2 separate regions of the Homo sapiens genome follow, and region 1 is linked to region 2. A link is an interaction called in ENCODE POLR2A ChIA-PET data of the cell type or tissue named here. Cell type or tissue: MCF 10A. All regions are shown on one strand.

Region 1 (5,000 bases), 74 kb before region 2:
TGGTGGTTCATATGCTGAAATATTACAATTACACAAAGATGATTATTTTACCTTGTTACTGTACACATAGATTGCTTCTTCTTATTTTTATTTTTTCGCTGGTTATTGTCTCTTGATTAATACATAAAGATCTATGCAACTTGGCCTGGTGCAGTGGCTCACGCCTGTAATCCCAGCACTTTGGGAGGCCGAGGTGGGCTGATCACTTGAGGTCAGGAGTTCAAGACTAGCCTAGCCAACATGGCAAAAACCCATTTCTACTAAAAATATAAAAATTAGCCGGATGTGGTGGCGTGCACCTGTTGTCCCAGCAACTTAGAAGGCTGAGGCAGAAGAATCTCTTGAATTCAGGAGGCAGTTACAGTGAGCCAAGATCACACCACTGCACTCCAGCCTGGGCGACAGAGTTAGACTCTGTCTCAAAAGAAAATGAAAAAGAAAAATCTGTGCAACTTGTGTAGTAATTTCATTTATACAGTCTTCAGTCATGGGTTGTCTACAAACTTCATCAATAAACAAATGAGCTTGCCCTTCAGGGTTGCCCTTCTGGGGCCAAATGTGGGCTCTGAGACAGCCACATTCTGGTAACCCGCCGGATGATTTGGGTGTTTTAGCTGGCGGAGGCAGTGACCTCAGACTCTGGACGGTGAACGGGGATCTCGTTGGACATGTCCACTGCAGGGAGATCATCTGTTCCGTGGCTTTCTCCAACCAGCCTGAGGGAGTATCTATCAATGTAATCGCTGGGGGATTAGAAAATGGAATTGTAAGGTAAGAGGAATTTGGATTCTCTTTTTTTGATTTCATTCATAAGGACACAGGAGTTTCAGAAATTAATTTTTAATATCTAGGCATATTAATATTCAGTATTTAGAGATTTAAACTCACCTTGGGGTGTAGGTTCTTTAGTTATTCCTGTTTTATTTCTAAATAATAAAGATAGCTTTAGCACAGTTTTGAAGTTTTATGTTAACTATAAAAGATTAACAGTATGGAAGTATACAAAGTTAAAAGTTCTCTTATTCCCACATCTACCCCCTGCAAACTCCCTAGAGGGAACTACTGTTAATTGTTTGTTACATTTCCTTCCACATGATTTTTAACAAATAAACAAATATAGAGGGCTTTTTAGGGAGAGTAATTTTAGTTTGCATAATTAGATGATTTTTTTCCCCTCTAGGTTATGGAGCACATGGGACTTAAAGCCTGTGAGAGAAATTACATTTCCCAAATCAAATAAGCCCATCATCAGGTAAGATCTTCTCCCCCTCTTATGCTTCAGAATACAATTTGTGATTGTATTTTTCGTAGAGAGGTATTTAAGCACACAGACTTAAAGAAATGTGCAATTGAAGTCATCATGAAAAGCCAACCACTTAACACACAGCGGGTTGTCCGTGACCCAGCAGCAAGAGAGACCACACTCCTTGTCTTCATGGAGCTTAAAATCCGAGTCAGTGACTCAGAGTCTAGTGGAAAGGCATGCTTGTAGTGTGTCTCTGGAATCATAGAGACTGTATTTTTTCCTTTCATATTTGACAAGACCATAATGGTGATTGATAGCTGCAGGGGTGCTTGACAAAATAGATAAATAATCAGTTACTCTTTGCTTAGTTAACAAATTTGACTTTAAATAATTAGAAATAAAGTGATTCAAATTTTACTTTATTAAATTAAATGTATTTTCAGTGTACTAAATTTAAAGTTTAAGGAACCTAAATTAATTACTAATGTTACATTTTTTTCCTTTTCTCTTTTAGGGAAATAATATATAGCCATAAAATACTTATTTATCTTTATAAGGAGAAAATATAGTACTGTTATATTTTTAAAAGTTTTGTACACCCAAATATTTGTTGTTTATGTAATAAAGCATAAACAAGGAGGCAAAAGAAGATATGCAAAGAATAGAATGTACTGAGCTTTGTGATCCTGATTTTATTCTATATCACCGCATTTATGAGCATCTCAACTTGTCAGCAGAGTGACTATGTTAGAATTACAGTCAAAACCAATGAGTTGTAGGCAGTCATTTAGTTTATGTCTCTCTGCGCCACTGAAGATAACTTCTTTACACTAACCTCAGTATGATGACCAATATGCTAATACACTTTTAAGAAATATAATGTACAAATGGGAATTTTTTTTTTTTTACAGCCTTACATTTTCTTGTGATGGCCACCATTTGTACACAGCAAACAGTGATGGGACCGTGATTGCCTGGTGTCGGAAGGACCAGCAGCGCTTGAAACAGCCAATGTTCTATTCCTTCCTTAGCAGCTATGCAGCCGGGTGAATGCGAATGAACTTCACGTTCTCCAAAGCACTTTAACTCCAAACTAGATTTGTTGACTTCACCAGTTTTAGGAGGTTGAACCTAAAGAAATGGATGACTGGACAAACCATCCAAATAATGATAAAGTCTATTCATCTGCACAAAATTCTGAAGAGTCACATGATCCTAAGAGGAAAGTTCTGTTCTATTTTAGTGATAATCTGGAAGATTGTGTCAATATGCACTAGCCAACAAGTTTTAAGCCTCGCATGGTACATTAAAATGATATTCTTAAAATTTTTTCCCACCAAGGTATTCCAAAGAAAATATTAAGGTCTCCCCTTTTTCTATGATTCCAAAAGGACCAGTAGAATTTAAATTGGTTGGTTGATTGTTTATATAAAACACACTAAAATTATATTTTAAAAGTTTACTGCCATGAAATACTCCTCCCACCACACACACATGCTCCAAAAGAGGAAAGAAAAAAAGATAATTTTTAGGACTTGATAATTGCTTTCTTTGAGAAGCAAATTATTCAGTAGGTGCCTCTGTACCAAATATTTTATGGAATATCTAAATACTAAAATAAACTATGAATGAATCTCAAAATTAGGCAGTTTTTGCCAGTTGCTTTCTTAGCTCAAAGGAGAACCAGAATTTTTTTGACAGCCACAAACAAGAATACAGGTATCTTGGATTTCAGACACATTCTGTTTCTTCATAAAAATTTTACTTAAAATCTGTAACGCTAGATATTGACTATCCTTAGTTGAGTCACTGAGGTTTAAACACAATGGTAAGTCTTAAAGTCTGCTATTTACAGAGCATTGAATCTGTACCAATTTGCAATAGAAAGCCTTCAGTATGCAAGAAGTTTGCATGGGTATTAAGAACACAGCCTAAATAAGGCATTTGATCTAATCTGCAGGAAGAATTTTCTTCCCCAAAACAGAATTATAAAAGCTTACTTTAAACAGGAGGCAGAATAATTCTTTTAGGAAACCATTTCATTCTGTTTCTACTAACCTATACCATCTGAGAATTCTAGGAAGAATAATAAAATCTCGTGTATTCCACAGCAAACTTACATACCATAAAGACAGAATTCCTAAACATCTTGGAGCCGTCTGTCTCTCCCATATGATGGCTGTCTGTATATTTTTACTTGGGGTGCTGCTTTATTGGCTTTGAAAACACTGTCAGATAAGCTCAGTAATATGTTACCATGGGATAAAAATATGTATCCCTGCCTAAGAATAACTTGTGCATTTGTTATGGAAATTTAATTCATATGGTGTTTACAGTACTACTTTTGTAACTTCCAGACTTTCTAAAACATTCTGCTTAAAAACCATATAAAATATAATTCCAAAGTCTCTGCTGTCAAGATAGATTCGAGAGAAAGCACGTGGCCATGTATGCTTTAACCTTAAACTGCATACACATGTAGTGATACCTAGGCTGCATTTAGATCACCGTGTGCTCAGGCCAGGTGTGAATCCTGAGGTCCATGGAGGTGCAGAGATGAGATTACTCCTATTCACGTTGAAGTGATTTGCTTTGTTAACAAAAAATTGCAGCTATTGTCTAGCTTTCATTTTTTTACTGAGAACTTTAAATTAGTCCCCTATTAGAATAGGGTTGCTACTCATCTTTTTTTAAAAACCGAATTTCATCATTTATCTAAAGAGAAAATATGCAGAATAACTGGTCTTGTTAAGAGTGCAATATTATATTTTTATGTAAAAATAAAAATTAATTTGGGGGGATTATTTATTCAGCATGAAACCTAATATGTATATGTTTGAAATACTTCATAATGTGCATGTTGTAGCAAACATTTCTGTAAATTATCACAAGCTCTGTTACCTTTATATACACTGCCTCTTCAATTTGGAAATAAATTTCATAAAAATAGATGTAAACACCTCTTCTTTAAGCTATTTAAATATTATGAGCAGATCTCAAATCGATGGCTTTCTGTGTAACCCACATAGGTTCTGTCTTTAGCTCCACTATGCATTTATATCACTAGAAAAAGATAACTTTCTTTTTTTTTTTTTTTTTTGAGATGTAGTTTAGCTCTGTCGCCCAGGCTGGAGTGCAGTGGCACGATCTCAGCTCACTGCAACCTCCGCCTCCCAGGTTCAAGCGATTCTCCAGCCTCAGCCTTCCAAGTAGCTGGGACTACAGGAGTGTGCCACGACGCCCGGCTAACTTTTTTTTTTTTTTTTTTTTTTTTTGTATTTTTAGTAGAGACGGGGCTTCACCGTGTTAGCCAGGATGGTCTCAATCTCCTGACCTCGTGATCCACCTGCCTTGGCCTCCCAAAGTGCTGGGATTACAGGTGTGAGCCACCACGCCCGGCCTAACTTTCATTTCTTATTGTGGTTTTTGTACTAAAATTTTATGTTTCAACCTTTACTACCCTTAGATGGTGTGGACACTAGTCCCAAGATCAAACCGCTCATTTTAAAGAAAAAACCATCTGCCCACCCCCGACCCCACAGCAGATCTATATTGAGCCCTTGCCAGGTGCCAGGCACTGTACCAAGTGCTGAGGATATCGTGCTGCACAAAGCACGGTGGTCCCCTGCACTCCTGGAGGTTACAGGCTGGTGGAGAAACCACCATAAATAACACACAATATGTACAGTTACAAACCATGGTAAGTGTTAGGTAAAATATAGGGTACTCTGAAAGAATGTAAGAGGAAGGACTT
Region 2 (5,000 bases):
ACCAGGGATTTCCTGCTTTTTTTGCCCACCTCAGGGAAGGGGCTCCCTCCTGACACCTCACTCCCAGGTTAAGCAAGGTTAGGATCACCCAGGGGATGAGTCTGTTCCAGGAGAGCAGGACAGACCAAGTGTGGGGGATGAAATCCTAAGCGCCACTAGGCCAAGGTGGGTAATGAGCCAGGAGCAGTGGCGGAGCAGTGCTTCCTTCCACTCCTGCTGAGGAGCGCTGGGAAATTATGTTACCTAACCTCCTTGAATATATTTCCTTATCTGAAAAATAAGAGGATTGGAACCGGACCTCCATGTTCCCCTGCAATACCAACAGTCAGTGATTCAGAGCCTTGCTACTCAAAGTGTGGTCCGTGGACCAGCAGCCTCACGAAGCTCGTTAGAAGCGCAGGATCTCGGCCCCTACCCCAGAGCCACTCGATCAAAATCTGCATTTTAAAATCCTCAGGTGATTCATATGCACGTTAAAATTCAAAAAGGACTAGTTGAGACAGCCCCTAAGGTACATGAGACATCCTATGCGTCCCATGCAAGGTAATTTGGACACTAAGGAATCACGAAGTAGAAGTGGCTCACAGCCAGCAGTGGTGCTCTCCTTTGGTACGGGCCAGAATCAGCCTGGGAGATTGTAAAATACGGACGTCCAGGTGTGCAGGGCCACAGTGCTGGGAGAAGCCAGAGCAGCCCCTTGGAGAGAGAAAACACAAACACGCACACATGAAATCGCTTAAGGATCACTCTGGGCAACAAGGGTGACTGTCCTAGACACAGAATCAGGGTGAGCCGAGGGCAGCAGAGCAGAGACCGTGGAGCAGGCCTGTTTACCCAGTGCTCCCGAAAGACGGCTTTTCATCCTTACATTAGAATCTCTTCCTTTAGTTACTGAGGGGCCTCTCAGGGGAATCTGTGGTTACCTCTCCACCTTCTTTTTTTTTCCAGACAGTCTCACTCTGTCACCCAGGCTGGAGTGCAGTGGCGCAATCTCGGCTCACTGCAATCTCTGCCTTCCAGGTTCAAGCAATTCTCCTGTCTCAGCCTCCCAAGTAGCTGGGACTACAGGCACCCACCACCATGCCTGGCTAATTTTTGTATTTTTAGTAAAGAGGGGATTTCACCATATTGGTCAGGCTGGTCTCAAACTCCTAACCTCAGGTGATCCACCCACCTCGGCCTCCCAAAGTGCTGGAATTACAGGCATGAGCCACCACACCCAGCCTCTCCACCTTCTTAAGCAAGAATGCAGAAGATTGCAGGGAGGGAAGACTGTTGATGTTGTTGCTTGTTTTAAGATGGTCAGGTGCAGATTGCATAAATATATTTGCATATTCTGAGGAGGAAAAGCGCCAGAGACGTGGACATTACAGGATGGAGGGGTGAGTGTAGGGCAGATCCCTTGGGGAGGGGAGCGGTCTACTGACCTGTGAAGTGTTAGCCTTGGCTGAGAAGATGCCTTCAGCTGCAAGTGACAGATGACCCAACAAATATGGCCTGAACCATGAGGAGTACATTATCTCATTTCAAGGATCAGGAATAGACTTCCAAGGACCCACCCAGCTCAAGGATCCAGGTCATTTTCTCCACTAGACTAGTGACCGTGTCCTTGGTTGATTCCCCAGTGGTTTTATGGCTCTGGCAGCTGCAAACACAACTCAAGGTGGCCAAAGACAGAGCTTTCTCCCCTTGTCCCTCCGTCGGGGAGGAAAACCCTCCCTATGAGTCCCTGCAGATTTCCCCTGATGTCCCATTGAGGAGGACAAGGTCACGTTGTCAGGTTCACAACTATACCAAATGCCCTGCTTGGGGTCAGGTTCCAGCCCATGCTGAGGTTCGAGGGGAGTGGGCGGATGGGCAGGTAGCTGAAGGAACACTCGTGGGGCCATAAGCAGGTGAAATGTAGTTTTACTCAACAGGTCTCTCAGCAGCTGACTCATACCAGCTCTCTCACACTGTCCGCCTTGACTCAGCTGTCTGCTCTGGCTTTGTGGCTCCTCTCAGCAGCCAGCTCCCACACATAGCTGCATGGCCGACTCTCCCCTGCCTTCGGGGTCAGCAGCTTAACTCTTTCTCTCTCTGGGCACGAGCTGAACTGTGCTGTGCCCTGGCTCCCCCTGTCTACCTGCAAAATGGACAGCTTTGGCTCTTTCTCTGGGCGCCAGCATGCCTGTACAGTGTCAGCAGGGCAATAATAGCTTTTACAAACAACAGTGGCTTAGAGCCAAATGATGAGCCTTCCGATGTTATGGCTATATGGCTGTGATGACAAGTGGAGTTATACGCCTGCGCTCTAAACTTGCTGAGTCACTCTGGATGTTTACCTCAGCCTATCCTTGACCAAAGCACAGCCATGTTCCTGACACGCGTGCTCTGGCCTTACAGCAAGGGAGGCAAGAAAGTGAGTCTGCCATTGTCAGCCCCTGGGGAGGAAGGAGGGCCCTGCCGGCAGGGCAGCAAGTCGGGAGCAGCTGTGGGTGGTGTCCTACAGGCTCTGCTGTGGAGGAAGAGCTGCTGCCCTGAGTGGAGGCAAGGATGGATGTGGGTGTGGAGTGGAGTAGGTGGGGTGGGGAACATTAAGGAGGGTTCTCTGCTAATGGCCATTCTGTGTAGACAGAGGGGCTGAGGTCCTCTGCTGAGGAGGAAAGGTCAGAGGTGATGAGGAAGTGATGAAGACTGGAAGAAGAGGATGAAGGGAGGGGGAGATGATTTGGGGCAAGGAGTCCTATTGCCAGGTAGCTCTGAGGGCCTCGCAGAGGCTGGATTGTGGATGTCTGATGGGCAGAGTTTAGTGGGGGGGGTCTCTCCAGCAGCGCTGAGCAGCCCCTTCGTGAGTGTGGAGAGGGGAGGAGTTGGGTCCATACCGAAGCAGGTTTTAGGGACAGAGGAAAGGGCCAGAGAAGCAGACGGCTCTTGGGAGACAGTGGTGGTAGTTGGGTCATGCTGTTGAGGCTAAGTATGGAGCCAGGGGAGGAGGAAGCAGCAGAGAAGGGGCTGAGGGAGAAGCTGGGGTCGGAGAGCACAGCCCCCGCTGGGGGCCAGGTCCAGGGGCCTCGGCTGTGGGTGGCAGACATGGGCTGGAGAGTGGACGCACATGGAGGGCCTGAGAGGGAGGCCATGGAGGGATGGAACCCCCAGAGGGTCACCCACCCGCTTATTTTATCTCCAGCGCACAACAAGGAAAGCACAGTGCGCTGGTGGGACCTTCCCACAGGAAGCCTCCAGCCAGAACTCTCCTCTGCGGAGAGGGTAGGGCATGTGGAAAACGAGCCCTTCTTTTGAACAGCGGAAGAATGAGGAAGGGCTGAGGGATCAGGGCCGTCTGAACAGCGCCTGGGAGGGAGAGAGGTGGGCGCAGCTGCAGGGGCCTGACGGGACTGAGAGTCGGCTCTGCTGCTTTCCCCGGTAACGTTAGCTGTTCCCTCCCCGCCACATGACCCACCTGTGCACATGTGCACACATCCTCAAGGACTCACACTTATACCCACACACTCACACTCCAGACACAAACACACCCCCCACACCCTCTCACACACTCCATACACTTACACACACGTTCACCCCGCATGCTCTGAGACGTGCCTGTATTCACACTCTCACCTTCACACACACACACACCCCCACCCCACACTCTCCCACACTCACCCTCACCCCCACCCTGAACCCTGACCCACACCCACACACACCCTCACACACAGACACCCAACACTCGCACACATACCCCACAGTCACACACACACCCAACACCCTCCCACACTCACACTCCACCCCACATTCACACACCCCACCCCATGCCCTCCCACACTCACACTCACCGCCACCCCACACCCTCCCACATTCACAACCCCAACCCACACCCTGACACACACCCACAACACACCCACCTCACATTCACACACCCCCACCCCCCATCCACACTCTCACACTCACCCCCCACCCTGTACCCTCACACACGCTCACCCACCCTCACACACACACCCCCACCCCTCACCCTCATACATGCTCACACACGTGCTCACACACACACTCACACACACCCCACCCCTGACCCTCATACATGCTCTCACACTCTCACACACACACACCCCTCACCCTCACACACACCCCAACCCACACCTTCACACACACTCACATACACTGTCATCACACACACCCCACCTCACACACTCACACTCACCCACACCCTCACACATACTTTCTGTCACACACACTCACCCCCACACACTCTCACACGCTCACCCCCACCCCACACTTTCACACACTCCTACTCACCACAGACTCCCTCACACACAGTGCAGAGCCCTCCCCTCCTCCCTTTGCCCTGCTCCATGTCCTCTTGGCTTCACCCCTGCTGATCCCAAACTCTACCTCCTCCTCCCCTGAACCTCCCCCAACTCCTAAATGCCCAAGTCAAAGACAAGGGGCGAGAGGGATGGAGTCTAGAATGGGGAGAGCAGGATCAAGATTTGAAGGCAGTCACTGTAGGGTCTGTAGTAGGCTGTTTTGTGTTGCTGTAAAGGAATACTTGATACTGGGTAATTTCTAAAGGAAAGAGGTTTAATTGGCTTATGGTCCTGCAGGTGGTACAGGAAGCATGGCAGCCAGCATCTGTTCCTGGTGAGGCCTCAGGAAGCTTCCACTCATGCAGAAGGTGAAGGGGGAGCCATACTATCACACAGCAAGAGTGGGAGCAAGAGAGACAGCAGGAAGGCGACACACACTTTTAAACAACCAGGTCTTGGATGAACTCAGAGTGACTTTCACTTATCACCAAAGGGTGGCGCTGAGCCCTTCCTGACTGATCTGGCCCCGTGATCCAGTACCTCCCACCAGGACCCACCTCCCACATTGGGAATCGCATTTCGTCATGAGATTTGGAGGGAACAAACATCCAAATCACATCAGAGTCCTTTTTTCATTGCATCAGCTGGGAAGGGTTGGGAACTAGACTGTGTCTCCTCCCTCATTTTGTGTAGACACACAGCAACGCAGACACACAT

Evidence for each region. ChIA-PET counts read pairs that join two places held together with the same protein. Peaks named below come from ENCODE experiments on the same cell type or tissue, not always from the same donor. Only the 100,000 strongest peaks of a DNase experiment are listed, where the experiment ranks them.
Region 1: POLR2A ChIA-PET joins it to region 2 with 5 read pairs; 5 of 35 experiments call an interaction of 5 or more read pairs at or near these places.

The regions. Positions count from the first base shown.
Region 1 is chr1:235,660,236-235,665,235 of GRCh38, reverse strand. It overlaps LYST (lysosomal trafficking regulator), which reads left to right. Exons shown (of 53, transcript NM_000081.4): 51 at 615-771; 52 at 1,181-1,252; 53 at 2,158-4,195. The coding sequence ends at 2,296. Among named protein-coding and RNA genes, the nearest start is that of GNG4, 13 kb to the right of the region's middle. In MCF 10A, no CTCF peak of the experiment used is centred here; no DNase peak of the experiment used is centred here.
Region 2 is chr1:235,586,398-235,591,397 of GRCh38, reverse strand. All of the region lies in intron 2 of GNG4 (G protein subunit gamma 4), which reads left to right. Among named protein-coding and RNA genes, the nearest start is that of GNG4, 61 kb to the left of the region's middle. In MCF 10A, no CTCF peak of the experiment used is centred here; DNase peaks (open chromatin) are centred at 1,987 and 2,247.